2 separate regions of the Mus musculus genome follow, and region 1 is linked to region 2. Evidence: chromatin contacts called from ENCODE POLR2A ChIA-PET data. All regions are on one chromosome and are shown on one strand. The core of a region is the stretch at or near the end of the contact, and the rest is flanking DNA. Distances in the headings are between cores, read along the strand shown. Region 1 holds the start of Slc2a4 (solute carrier family 2 (facilitated glucose transporter), member 4). Region 2 overlaps Zbtb4 (zinc finger and BTB domain containing 4).

Region 1 (5,774 bases), core at 1,636-4,135, 160 kb before region 2:
TGCTCTCCTTGGTTGCATCCTAGAGAGTGTAGTGACGGTCAGTCCTTGTCTGGCAGCATCCTGACAGAAGTGGTGTAGGAGGACTCACCCACAGTCTGCCCTACATCTGCTTCCAAGACTTGCCCTCCTCCAGGATGATGTCCTTCCTTTCCTCACTCAGGCAGAAGAGCACCACCCTCTTGCATTGCTTCATTTCTTCTGGCCTTGAGGATTTGTGAATTTTCATGTCACTGAATACCTTGATGACACCATCAGAGACGGTCACACCAGAGGCCATGTTTCCAGAAGCAAAAGGGAAACAGAGAGCTACAGGAGAACTAAGCCTCTACAACTGCTGCCAGGATCTGATTGAACCTTTAAAATTATTTTTATTTTCTTTAGATTTATTTATTTTATTTTATTTGGGTGTTTTACTTGCATGCATATTTGTGTGCCACATGTATACTCAAGGGGGTCAGAAGAGAATGTCAGATCACCTGAAACTGGAGTTGCAGTTGGTTGTGAGTCACCATGTAGATGCTGGGAGTTTAACCTGGGTCCTCTGCAACAGGCTTCCTTAACCACTGCGCCACCTCTCCATCCCCGAGAGCCTTGCTTTGGAGGATGAATAGGCATTCTCTGGTATTCCAGACTGCAGGGACAGGTAAATGCACCAAGTGTAATCCCAGGCCTCATGAGGCTAAGGCCAAAGTATCACAAATTCAAGGTCAGACTAGCTGACATATAAGTTCTAGGCCAGTAGGAAGAGGGAAAGAGGGGCAGGAAGGATAAAAAAGGGAGGAGAGGAAGGAAGAAGAGGATGAAGAGGAAGAAGAGGATGGGTAGAGGCAAGAAAGGAGACAGTTAAGGGGAAGATCTGGGTAGGAGAATCCAAACTTGATCACAGGACAAGAAAAAGACAGTGACTCTAGGCAGGAATTAACCTCAGATCTACAGTCCCAACACTCTGGGTAGAACAGCAACTTCGAGGCCAGTGTGTAATATATAGTGAGTTCCACGTCAGTTTCAGGTACTGCAAGACTGTCTCAAAAACAAAACAAAAGGGATGTGCTTTGAAAATTGTAATCTACCCTCCTGTTTTTGTTGTGTTCGGCTTAGGTGTTTTGTTTTGTTTTGAAACCTTGGCTGTTCTGGAACTCACTCTGTAAACCAGGCTGGCCTTGGGGTTAGAGATGTGCCCCACCACCCCTGGACATTCTTCTCTCTTTTTATTTTTAATTATTTTTTTAAAGATTTATTTATTTATTATATGTAAGTACACTGTAGCTGTCTTCAGACACTCCAGAAGAGGGAGTCAGATCTCGTTACGGATGGTTGTGAACCACCATGTGGTTGCTGGGATTTGAACTCTGGACCTTTGGAAGAGCAGTCAGATGCTCTTACCCACTGAGCCATCTCACCAGCCCCTAATTATTATTTTTTATGTGAATGGGCATTTTGCCTGCATATATGTCTGTGTACCACATGTGTACCTGGGGCCAGTGGAAGCCAGAAAAGGGTGTTGGAGCCCCTGGAACTGAAGTTACAGATGGTTGTAGCTTCCACATGTGTGCTGGGAATCAAACCTGATTCTGGAAGAGCAGTCAATGCTTTTATCTGCTGAGCCATCTTTCTTGCCCCTCCACCCTCCTCTTCAGGGAAGAGGAGAAGCAAGAAAAGCAGTCATGACAGGATAGTCCAGAATAAAGTGGTAGTGGTACGGATGAAGAAAACCAATGTGCAAGAGAAGTCAAAACACCAACATTGAGAAGACACCATGAAAGTGACTGGTTAGCTCCTTGGGAAAAGGAACTTGAAGGAGGTCCATACTTGTACGTGTTCGTCATATAAACGGTACCATTCTGGCGGCAGCTAGACTCAGGTCTGGCGTTCCATAGAGGGCTGGGTTGTAGGTTATTGAGCTCTCAGGGGAAGGGTTAATAGAAGAGAGCCACCCCAGAAGTTAGCTACCCTGGTGCAATCCACTAAGGTTCCTCGCTCTCCCTCTAGGTGGCGCCAGAAGCCTTGCACTTCTCTTGGGCCTTTTTCTGAATTGAGCTCTCTCTCCACATTCTTCGCCAGCTCTCTCCCTGGACGTGCTTAGGTCGTGCCCTCTCAGCTGTAGACCCAAAACAGTAGCTGACTCTGGAAAGCTTGTCGCCCACGCGGCCAGCACATGCCTGGAGGCTCAGGGACTTCAGGGAGGGTGGTGTGACTGGCGTGAGCACCTGTCCCTTGGGTCCCCTCCAAGAACCAGTGTAGAGACTATGTGGAGGGGATGGGCCAGTAGGCAGCGCGCCGCCCAGAGATGCGTGGAAAGAAAGGACGATCAGGCATGGTCTCCAGATACACTAGGAACGGAAGTTATTGGTCCCTTGGATCATCTCCTCGTGGGAAGCGTGTCGCGGACCCTTTAAGGCTCCATCTCCTTTGCCCTCCCCCGCCTGGGACAGGCTGGGACACCCGGGACCTGACATTTGGCGGAGCCTAACGTGGGAACTAAAAATAGCCACTCCGGGTTACTTCGGGGCATACACACATACACACACACACACACACACACACACGCGGGCTCTATGTCATCCTGCTGGAGTTACCCCGTACCCTGGCAAGTACATGTAGCCCATACCCTCCTCTTCGACCTTTCAGGGGGACCAGCTGCACTCAATTCTTTCAGAAATTTCGCAGTCCAAGATTTTGGATGGCGGGAAGAGCCTTTTGTTCCAAGGACCCTACTTTGAAAACTCAGAAGCAGGCGGGAACCTTAGGGGCGTGTCTCCCCAGCCAGCACTAGGGCTAGGGGTGGGGGCGTGGCCTTTTGGGGTGTGCGGGCTCCTGGCCAATGGGTGTTGTGAAGGGCGTGTCCTATGGCGGGGCGGGAGTGGGGAGGTGGCTTCAGCTCTCCGCATCTTTCCCCCTCAAGCGGGTCTCACTAGATCCCGGAGAGCCTTGGTGCTCTCCGGTTCCGTGGGTTGTGGCAGTGAGTCCCACCAGACCCGCCCTTTGCACACGGCTTCCGAACGCCGGGGTCTCGTGCCGGCCAGGCCCGGACCCTATACCCTATTCATTTTTTTCTTATTGCAGCGCCTGAGTCTTTTCTTCTTTTAAAACAAGATGCCGTCGGGTTTCCAGCAGATCGGCTCTGACGTAAGGTTCAGCATACCGGGGCGAATTGGGAAATCTGGTCCAGTTTTTCTTGGGCTGAGTTTGGGGTTGGGGTCAGCTAGGAGGCGGTTCTTGCGCAGGCGCAGGGGTTGGAGATGGGGGGCTGGCTATTTATATTCAGCCTAGACAACCCGTGACTGTCAAATTCCAATCCCGCCAAGAGACAGAGTGGGTCCGAGAGACTCTTTACGCGCCCAGGCTGAGAGACTGGATTCTCGGGAATCCAGAACTTGTCTCCTAGCCTACTGTGCACTGCATGGGGTGACACTCTGCCCACGACTCTATTTGGAATGGTAGATCCAGAGTCTCGCCTTCCCTTCCCGGAGCTGTTCAGATTTACGGTGTTTCTAGGACCCGAGCACTTCGGGGGCCCCACCCCCACTGCTGGCTGTCTTCCAGGAGGCTGAACTTTCTCTCGGCCTTGCGGTGGGTGGAGGGGCAGAGGGGAGTGTCAGCCCCCCCCCCCAGCTCAGGTTTCCTCTTGGAGACAGACTGTGCCGCCAGCAGTAGCCACCACTGCCACCGCCCCTCACACCACTCACTACCATCCCTCCTCTTCCCCTGGGCATGGCTCTCTCTCCCTGCTAAAATCCCCCCTCACATCCCCGAGTACTTGGTCCCAGTTTAGGAGCTGAGGGTTGGCTAGGCCTAGACCTAAAAGGCTACCCCAAAGCAATGACCCAGACGCCCTTTCTGGACTAGCCATTCTTGGGCCTGTTTACGGCCTACTGGAGCAAGCTGAGAGAACTTCCAGAAGGAAGAGACAAGGGCTAGAGGTGATGTTAAAACATTATTTATATTAGTTTATAAAACAGGCACTGTCTGGGATACTGTTATAGTTGATTTTGATTTTTCAAGTGTTTTCACAGACTGACAGGTAGCCGAGGGAGGCAATATCACCTGACAGAAGAGGAAATCCAGGTTCAGTTTAGAGTGGGGAAGTGACTTACCCAAGGTCACACAAGTCTTGAGTCTGTCTCAAGGTCACAGGGGAATTTTGAGGTCCAGATCCTCAAACTTTTGCCTGTGGTGTGGACACAGAGATCGGTTTTTTCCTACATGCCCAGGTTCCTGTGGCGTTCTGTTTACAGTGAGATCTTTGTACAATTCCTAATATGGCCCACTTTCTCTCATCCAGTATGTTGGATGGAGCCCAGAATCTTCATGCTGCAGCTAGGCCTGGGCCCCTGAAGGAAGTCAAACATGACTCTACATGACATACCTTCCTTTGTTTCTGTCTGTCCAGGATGGGGAACCCCCTCGGCAGCGAGTGACTGGAACACTGGTCCTAGCTGTATTCTCAGCTGTGCTTGGCTCCCTTCAGTTTGGCTATAACATTGGGGTTATCAATGCCCCACAGAAGGTGAGTGACCTACCAGCTGTTGGGGTGTGGTGGGCGGGGTATATCAGGCAGTGGAAAGAGAAAGGTCTCTAGAGTTACTCCCATATTCCCCCCCCTCCCTCGCAACCAGGTGATTGAACAGAGCTACAATGCAACGTGGCTGGGTAGGCAAGGTCCTGGGGGACCGGATTCCATCCCACAAGGCACCCTCACTACGCTCTGGGCTCTCTCCGTGGCCATCTTCTCTGTGGGTGGCATGATCTCTTCCTTTCTCATTGGCATCATTTCTCAATGGTTGGGAAGGTATGGAGCTGGAGGGCAGAGGAGGGGAGGAGTAGGACGGAGGGCCACAGCATGGGTGTCGTGACCAGCCCTCCTCTCTGTGTGCCTGCCAGGAAAAGGGCTATGCTGGCCAACAATGTCTTGGCCGTGTTGGGGGGCGCCCTCATGGGCCTAGCCAATGCCGCGGCCTCCTATGAGATACTCATTCTTGGACGGTTCCTCATTGGCGCCTACTCAGGTACCCACAGGTGCTATGGCTCTACTCTGTGCCTCTGCTCTCCTTAATGTATGTGTATGAGCTTCTATATGGAATATGCAGCTATCCTCGGCTCTCTCTTCTTCCTTCTGCCCAGGGCTAACATCAGGGCTGGTGCCCATGTATGTGGGAGAAATCGCCCCCACTCATCTTCGGGGTGCCTTGGGAACACTCAACCAACTGGCCATCGTCATTGGCATTCTGGTTGCCCAGGTAAAAAGACCTGGCTTTGTGGGGAGCTGGAGTAGGAGTTGGAGAGGACGCCTGCATTTGGGCTGGAAGGAAGAGCAAAGTCACTTTTCCTCTTTCCTGTCTTTTCCTACAGGTGCTGGGCTTGGAGTCTATGCTGGGCACAGCTACCCTGTGGCCACTGCTTCTGGCTCTCACAGTACTCCCTGCTCTCCTGCAGCTGATTCTGCTGCCCTTCTGTCCTGAGAGCCCCAGATACCTCTACATCATCCGGAACCTGGAGGGGCCTGCCCGAAAGAGTGAGCCCTCACCTTGTATCTAGCCCAGGCTCATACCTCCACCCCATCTTGCTAGTAACCGGGCCTCCTCTCGGGTTCCCTAAAGCCTGACATTCCCCTCCCCCAGGTCTAAAGCGCCTGACCGGCTGGGCTGATGTGTCTGACGCACTAGCTGAGCTGAAGGATGAGAAACGGAAGTTGGAGAGAGAGCGTCCAATGTCCTTGCTCCAGCTCCTGGGCAGCCGCACCCACCGGCAGCCTCTGATCATCGCAGTGGTGCTGC
Region 2 (6,144 bases), core at 999-3,498:
ATATATATATATATATATATATATATATATATATATATATAAAACAAAAAACTAATCCTCTGCCTTCACTGCCTCTCAGGAGAGAAGATGGGGCTCTCCATCTTTGCCCTGCTGACGCTCACTGTGTTCTTGCTGCTGTTGGCCGACAAAGTGCCTGAGACCTCCCTGGCGGTGCCCATCATTATCAAGTACCTCATGTTTACCATGGTCCTTGTCACCTTCTCCGTTATCCTTAGTGTTGTGGTCCTCAACCTGCATCATCGCTCACCCCACACCCACCAAATGCCCTTTTGGGTCCGCCAGGTAGGAGAGCTCTCTGCATCCGATCTGTCTCAATTCCTGTTCTTACAGTCAGTCAGGTGTGGGAGAAGATGAGGCTAGCCTGGGCTACATAGTAAGATCCTGTCTGCAAATGACAGAAAGAATAAAAGAAGGGAGGAAAGGCATTCTTGCACTTGGGTTTGTGTCCAGATGCTGCTCCTGCCTTTCGCCAAGCTGTACTTGGCGTTCAGAGCTTAAGGAGAGCTGCAGTTGGCATGGTGAAGGGCCGAGCCTGCTGAGTGGTGAAGCACTGCACAGTTATTTTCCCTTCCCACGCTCATCATTTCATAGATCTACCATGTTCTTCACCCATGTGGCTCATTTGGAGGCCCAAGGAAACATTCTCAGGTTTAGATGCCATCAGGGTAGAAGACTTTGGACCCGAAAAATCAGGATGCCTCCCAGCCTGTTAAAGACTTTTTTTTTTTTTTTTTTACTTTCTGAAACAGAGATTCTCTTTGTAGTCTTAGCTGTCCTGGAACTTGCTCTGTAGACCAGAGATCCACCTGCCTTTTGTCTCCCAAGTGCTGGGATTAAAGTTGTGAGGCACCAAATCTGACCTAAAAGAGCTCTTTTTTAAAGTGTATATACATTGTGTGTGTGGTGTGTGATTATATATATATGTGTGTGTGTGTGTACACATATACATGTGTATACACACACATATATTTTTTACATGAATGAATGTTTGTTTCATGTATGTATATATGTACTACCTACGTGCCTAAGACTTACAGATGGTTGTGAGCCACCATGTGGCCCTGGAAACCAGGGTTCTCTGGAAGAGCAGTCAGTGCTCTTAACTGCTGAGCCATCTATCTGTCCAGCCCTAAAGCTGTGCAGTAGAGGTTCTGCCAGTGTAGCTCAGGAGTACTGTGAGTGCGCATGTACAGGAAGGGACATCTGGGGTGTGAATCCTTAGCTGCTTTCTTTGTGATTGAAAGCATTAAAGCCCTCTGTAATATGTCACTTCTACTGTATAGATCTTCATTCACAAGCTCCCTCCATACCTGGGTCTGAAGAGGCCCAAACCCGAGAGAGACCAACTCCCTGAACCACATCACTCTCTTTCTCCAAGAAGTGGCTGGGGCAGAGGAACTGATGAATATTTCATCCGGAAGCCTCCAAGTGATTTTCTTTTCCCTAAACTTAACAGGTAAGACCTACACTAGTCGCTGGGTGTGGTGGTGCACGCCTTTAATCCCAGCACTCGGGAGGCAGAGGCAGGCAGATTTCTGAGTTCGAGGCCAGCCTGGTCTACAAAGTGAGTTCCAGGACAGCCAGGGCTATACAGAGAAACTCTGTCTCGAAAAACAAAACAAACAAAAAAACAAAACAAAACAAAAAACAACAACAAAAAAAGACCTACACTAATCAATCACTTGGGCAAGGGAGAGCTACAGCTCCCAGAAGACAGTGGAAGGTAATGTGGCCTAGCATCATGGGAGTTGTAGGAACCTTGTCTGTGCTTGCATTGTAAAAAGGTGGCATTTAAAAGTTTAAAGAGCCAGAAACTTGCAAAAGTCTGGAGAGGTCGGAAGGTCTCTCCCAGGTACGGAAGGTTGTTGGAGGAGGCAGCTGGAGCAGGGTTGACAGGTCAACGGGAACTTCACATTCTCTTTGAACCCAGGGTGTGGTCAAACAGTCCCCACCCTACACACACAGGTTTCAGCCTGAATCATCTGCCCCGGACCTGCGACGATTTATCGATGGTCCAACCCGGGCTGTAGGTCTGCCTCAGGAGCTACGAGAGGTCATTTCCTCAATCAGCTACATGGCCCGACAGCTTCAGGAACAGGAGGACCACGACGCAGTAAGTCCAAAGAGTCTGGAGCCTGTGGGCTCATGGACCTCGGCTCCACCCTTAACTTTAAGCTCCGCCTTTAGCAGGCCCTTCCGTTTCTGATTGGAAGTGTGCTTGGTTTGTCCTTCCTGCTTTCCGACTGGTTTCCTTGCTTTCATATCTAGCTGGAGCCTTACTTTTGCGCTACTTATCTTTTTCTCACATTCCAAGTAACAATACCTTGGCAGAAAACTGAAAGGGGTGGGCACCCCAAAACTCCAGACCTGGAGTTATTTATTTATTTTTGTCTACCCTTAGCTGAAGGAGGACTGGCAGTTTGTGGCCATGGTTGTGGACCGTCTTTTTCTGTGGACATTCATCGTTTTCACAAGCGTCGGGACCCTAGTCATTTTCCTAGATGCCACGTACCATTTGCCCCCTCCTGAACCTTTCCCTTGAGGACCCTCCGGTCATTTTTGCCAAATGCTGCAGGTACTCTCAAGCTCAATAGCGCTTGGCGCTTGTAAGAATCTTGTTTCTGGGAAGACGTTCAAGTGAGACTTGGAGGCTGAGCATGGTGCCTTGGACCCACCCGAAATGTCCTTCTACTTATTATTTAGAGTTTTGTTCTTCTGCGGTTTTGTTTTTGTTGTTTTTGAGACAGAGTCTCACTCTGTGGCCCAGGCTAGCCTGGAACTGTGGCGTCCAGGCTGGTCTCAAACTCCCAACAATGTTACTTCCTTAGCCTAGCAATTGTTGGAATCACAGACCTGGTAAACCAGCACACTTGGAGTTTGTTTCTTGAAACTACATAGAATGTCACAGCTTAGATCTCTAGTGAAATAGAATTATAACCAAGTAGTAGACTGTAAGCCTTTTGAGGACAGGAGATCTGTTGGCTACTGAATTATCCCCAGCAATGTGTACAGGTCCTAGCCCATAAGTGCTTAACATTTGTTGAAGAGAGGGAAAATAAATCTGGAAGGAAATATAAATATCGCCTACAATTGCACGTATTAAAATTAAAATGTAGAAAATGATTAATCATTTTTGTCTATTTTTAACTTTCTAAAATTTATTTTTTGCAATGATTACCACCTTTAGAGTGAAAAAAGGTTATTTCTAAAAGTCAGCATTTGCAATAAACATTTAAAAAAGGGGGAGGGGGGGAGTGGTGGTGAATGCCTGTAATCTCAGAACTTGGAAGACAGAGGCAGGAGGATTGCTATGAGTTCAAGGCCAACCTCTGCTACATATTGAGAGATCTCATTCAAACCAGGCATAGTGTCCCATACTTAGAACCCCAGCGTTGGAAGGCTGAGGCAGGACTGCTGTGGGTTTCACCCAGTCGAGGTTATAGAATGAGACCTTGTCTCACACACAACCTTATTCAAGTGCTAGCTCTGGCACACAAACCACTAAACTACTCACTATCTGTTGTTATATCTGTAAAATGGAGCACGTAGTAGTATGTGCCCATAGAGAATTCCTAACAGTATATATCAGAGCTTTCAAACAGGTGCATTTTTTTTTTTGGCTTGGGTTTTTTTGTTTTGTTTTATTTTTTGCCTATGTCCTTGGGCTGTACAGTATTTATTGGTTTGTTTTTAGAGTAGTTGGAATTGAACCCAGAATTGCAAACAGTAGGCAAGTCATCTACCTCTGAGCTATTTAACAGACCTTATTTTTCCTTCATTTTTGACTTCATGGTTTTGTTACTGTTGTTTAAGACAGTCTTGATATAGTCCAGGCTGGTCTTGAACTCTCAGCAACCCTTTTGCCTTACCCTCTCAAATGCTGGGGTCACAGTTTTTCACCACTAGTGCAGCTTTAATTTTTGTTTTGTTTTGAGACAGGGTCTCATACAGTCCAGGTTGGCTGAACTCACTACAGAGCTAAGAACCACTTAAACTCCTGATCCATCTGCTTCTTTCAAGAACTGGGATTATAGACACATCTCACCAAGCCTGGTTTTTGTTTTAGAAACAGAGTCTTAGTAAGTTGTCCAACCTGGCCTTTAACTCACTACGGTACACAGCCTCGAGACATGGTCTCGCTCTGTAACCATGGCTAGCCTGGAGCTTGTTGTGTAGACCAGGTTGGCCTCAAACTCCACTTGCTTCTGCCTCATGAATGCTAGGATTAAAGATATCTTAAATGTGGATTAGGGACTGGAGAGAGATGATTCCGAGGTTAGGAACATTGGCTGCTCTTCTTCAGGATTTGATTCCTATCACCCACATGTGCAACTCCAGCCCCCAGTGGATCGAATACCCTCTTTCTGACCTCCTCTGGCACCGTATATGTGTGGTACACAGACCTACATGCAAGCAAAACACTCAAAGGAAAAAAAGTAGTTGAAGCTTGGTACCTTTAAAGTTTGTGTACCTTACAGACATTTGGGTTTTTTGGCTTCTCTTGAAAACATTTAGAAAGCTATAGTGACGAGAGACCAGATGCGGCTGTTGACAGCAACTTGCCAGGGCTTATGAGTCGCAACCCACTCTGGTCAGGATACTCAAACCAGACAAGATCTCATCTACCTGTCCAGCCTTACTCGTGCTCCCAGCTATTCCTCCATAAAGAGACCCAGCAGGCAAGATGAAGCCAAGGAGACAGGAGTGGAGTAAGGAGCTCTTATGGCAATGATGCAATCTCTGCACCTGGCTTAAGGCAAAGGTTATTCTGGGACATAGAAATCTTGAACACAGCACTTAAGGGTGCTTCTAAAGGTGGGGGCAGGGGAGCACTGCATTTTTAAGAAGGGACCTTGTGAGAAAGGGGCTATGGAACTCTATGTGTAGCTGAAGATGACCCTTAACCTTCACCTCCCAAGCGCTTGTTTTATAGGTGTGTGCCATCTTGTTGAGCTGAGAAACACACCCGCATTCTACTCAAGCCCTCTCTCTACCGACTGAGCTACATCCCCAGCTCCAGAGTTAGCATCTCTGTGTAGAGAGGTCAGATAGAAGTGAGCTGCAGCCTAGGGGCTAGACAACTACAGTGAAGCACCTGGAGTCAGGAGTAGGCTACAGGTCTCAGGATCCCTGCCAAGCAAAGACAACAAATGCCTGCCCCCTACCCCCAGTCACACAAATGATCGCATCTGGCATCCCGCTGTGAGCATAGTTCATTTGTCTTGTTGATTTATTGGCCTAGAGAATTGGAAACACACACAAATCTGGAGATAAATAGTGGTCAGATTCTCTAAATCTGGGTCCTCACTACATATAGAGCTAGAGTCTGTAAAATTCTAAATCTTGCGTGCTGTGGCACAGAACCAGTGGCTTCCCACTTTCTCCCTTCTTCCCAGGTCACATGGGGAAAGAGGGCACAAACTGACAAGACTTGATCACCTTCAAATGACAAAATTGCGAAATCCCAAACTTCCAACACCTGAAACTCATGATATCGAGACCTTCCATCTCAAATACATATTTTTAAGTTTCTGCTTTGCCACAACTATTTGTTGCTAAATTCTGGAAGCTATTCTCTTTACCCTTATTAAAAACAAAAAACGACAACAAAAAAAAGCCCACATAAGAATCTCAATTCTTCCAAAAGGTAGAATTTTGATCTATTCTGAAATTCAAATTCCCCAGACCATTTTTTACCCCTTCTCTCATGACTTCCTCAGAGGAGGGCAGTGGAGGGTAGGAGGGACCCCTGTCTGCCCCCTGCCTTCAGGCCTTCCTCAGTCTCTCTTGTGGTTCCGCTGTATATATAGATATATTTATATATATAATTTGTGTGTAGATATATATATATGTATTCTTTATTATGTATTTTTTGCAGTTTTTCTAAAGTGCCAGAAACAAGATTTACGGGAGTTTTTAGTGATTTTTTTTCTTTTTCTTTTTTTTTCTCTCCATTTTTCCCTGTTTGAAACTTTTTCCAAACCCTTAAAAACTGGAACTTGGTACATTCAGTAGGAAATTCTTCACTCAGGCTGTAGCCAAGACCAAGAAAAGTGCAAAGAGACAGAGGAGGGGTGGAGTGACCCCCTCCGTGGTTAACATTCAGGAAGCCTGTCAAAAACC

What was found. ChIA-PET counts read pairs that join two places held with the same protein, here RNA polymerase II (POLR2A).
Region 1: POLR2A ChIA-PET joins it to region 2 with 11 read pairs in embryonic stem cell. The contact joins the promoter of Slc2a4 here to the enhancer-like site in region 2. POLR2A ChIA-PET finds 5 or more read pairs at or near these places in 3 of 5 experiments (Patski and embryonic stem cell).

The regions. Positions count from the first base shown.
Region 1 is chr11:69,945,301-69,951,074 of GRCm38, reverse strand. Slc2a4 (solute carrier family 2 (facilitated glucose transporter), member 4) reads left to right here and starts at 2,885. Exons shown (of 11, transcript NM_009204.2): 1 at 2,885-3,126; 2 at 4,391-4,507; 3 at 4,617-4,789; 4 at 4,882-5,006; 5 at 5,122-5,237; 6 at 5,350-5,512; 7 at 5,619-5,774. The coding sequence starts at 3,094. It also overlaps the pseudogene Gm12310.
Region 2 is chr11:69,781,040-69,787,183 of GRCm38, reverse strand. It overlaps Zbtb4 (zinc finger and BTB domain containing 4), which reads right to left. Exons shown (of 4, transcript NM_029348.2): 4 at 3,158-6,144. It overlaps Chrnb1 (cholinergic receptor, nicotinic, beta polypeptide 1 (muscle)), which reads left to right. Exons shown (of 11, transcript NM_009601.4): 8 at 80-303; 9 at 1,305-1,477; 10 at 1,987-2,134; 11 at 2,423-3,148. The coding sequence ends at 2,563. Among named protein-coding and RNA genes, the nearest start is that of Chrnb1, 12 kb to the left of the region's middle. Within about 2 kb of position 2,248, at least 1 of the 3 ENCODE cell types and tissues checked has a DNase peak (open chromatin) inside an H3K27ac peak, as active enhancers do.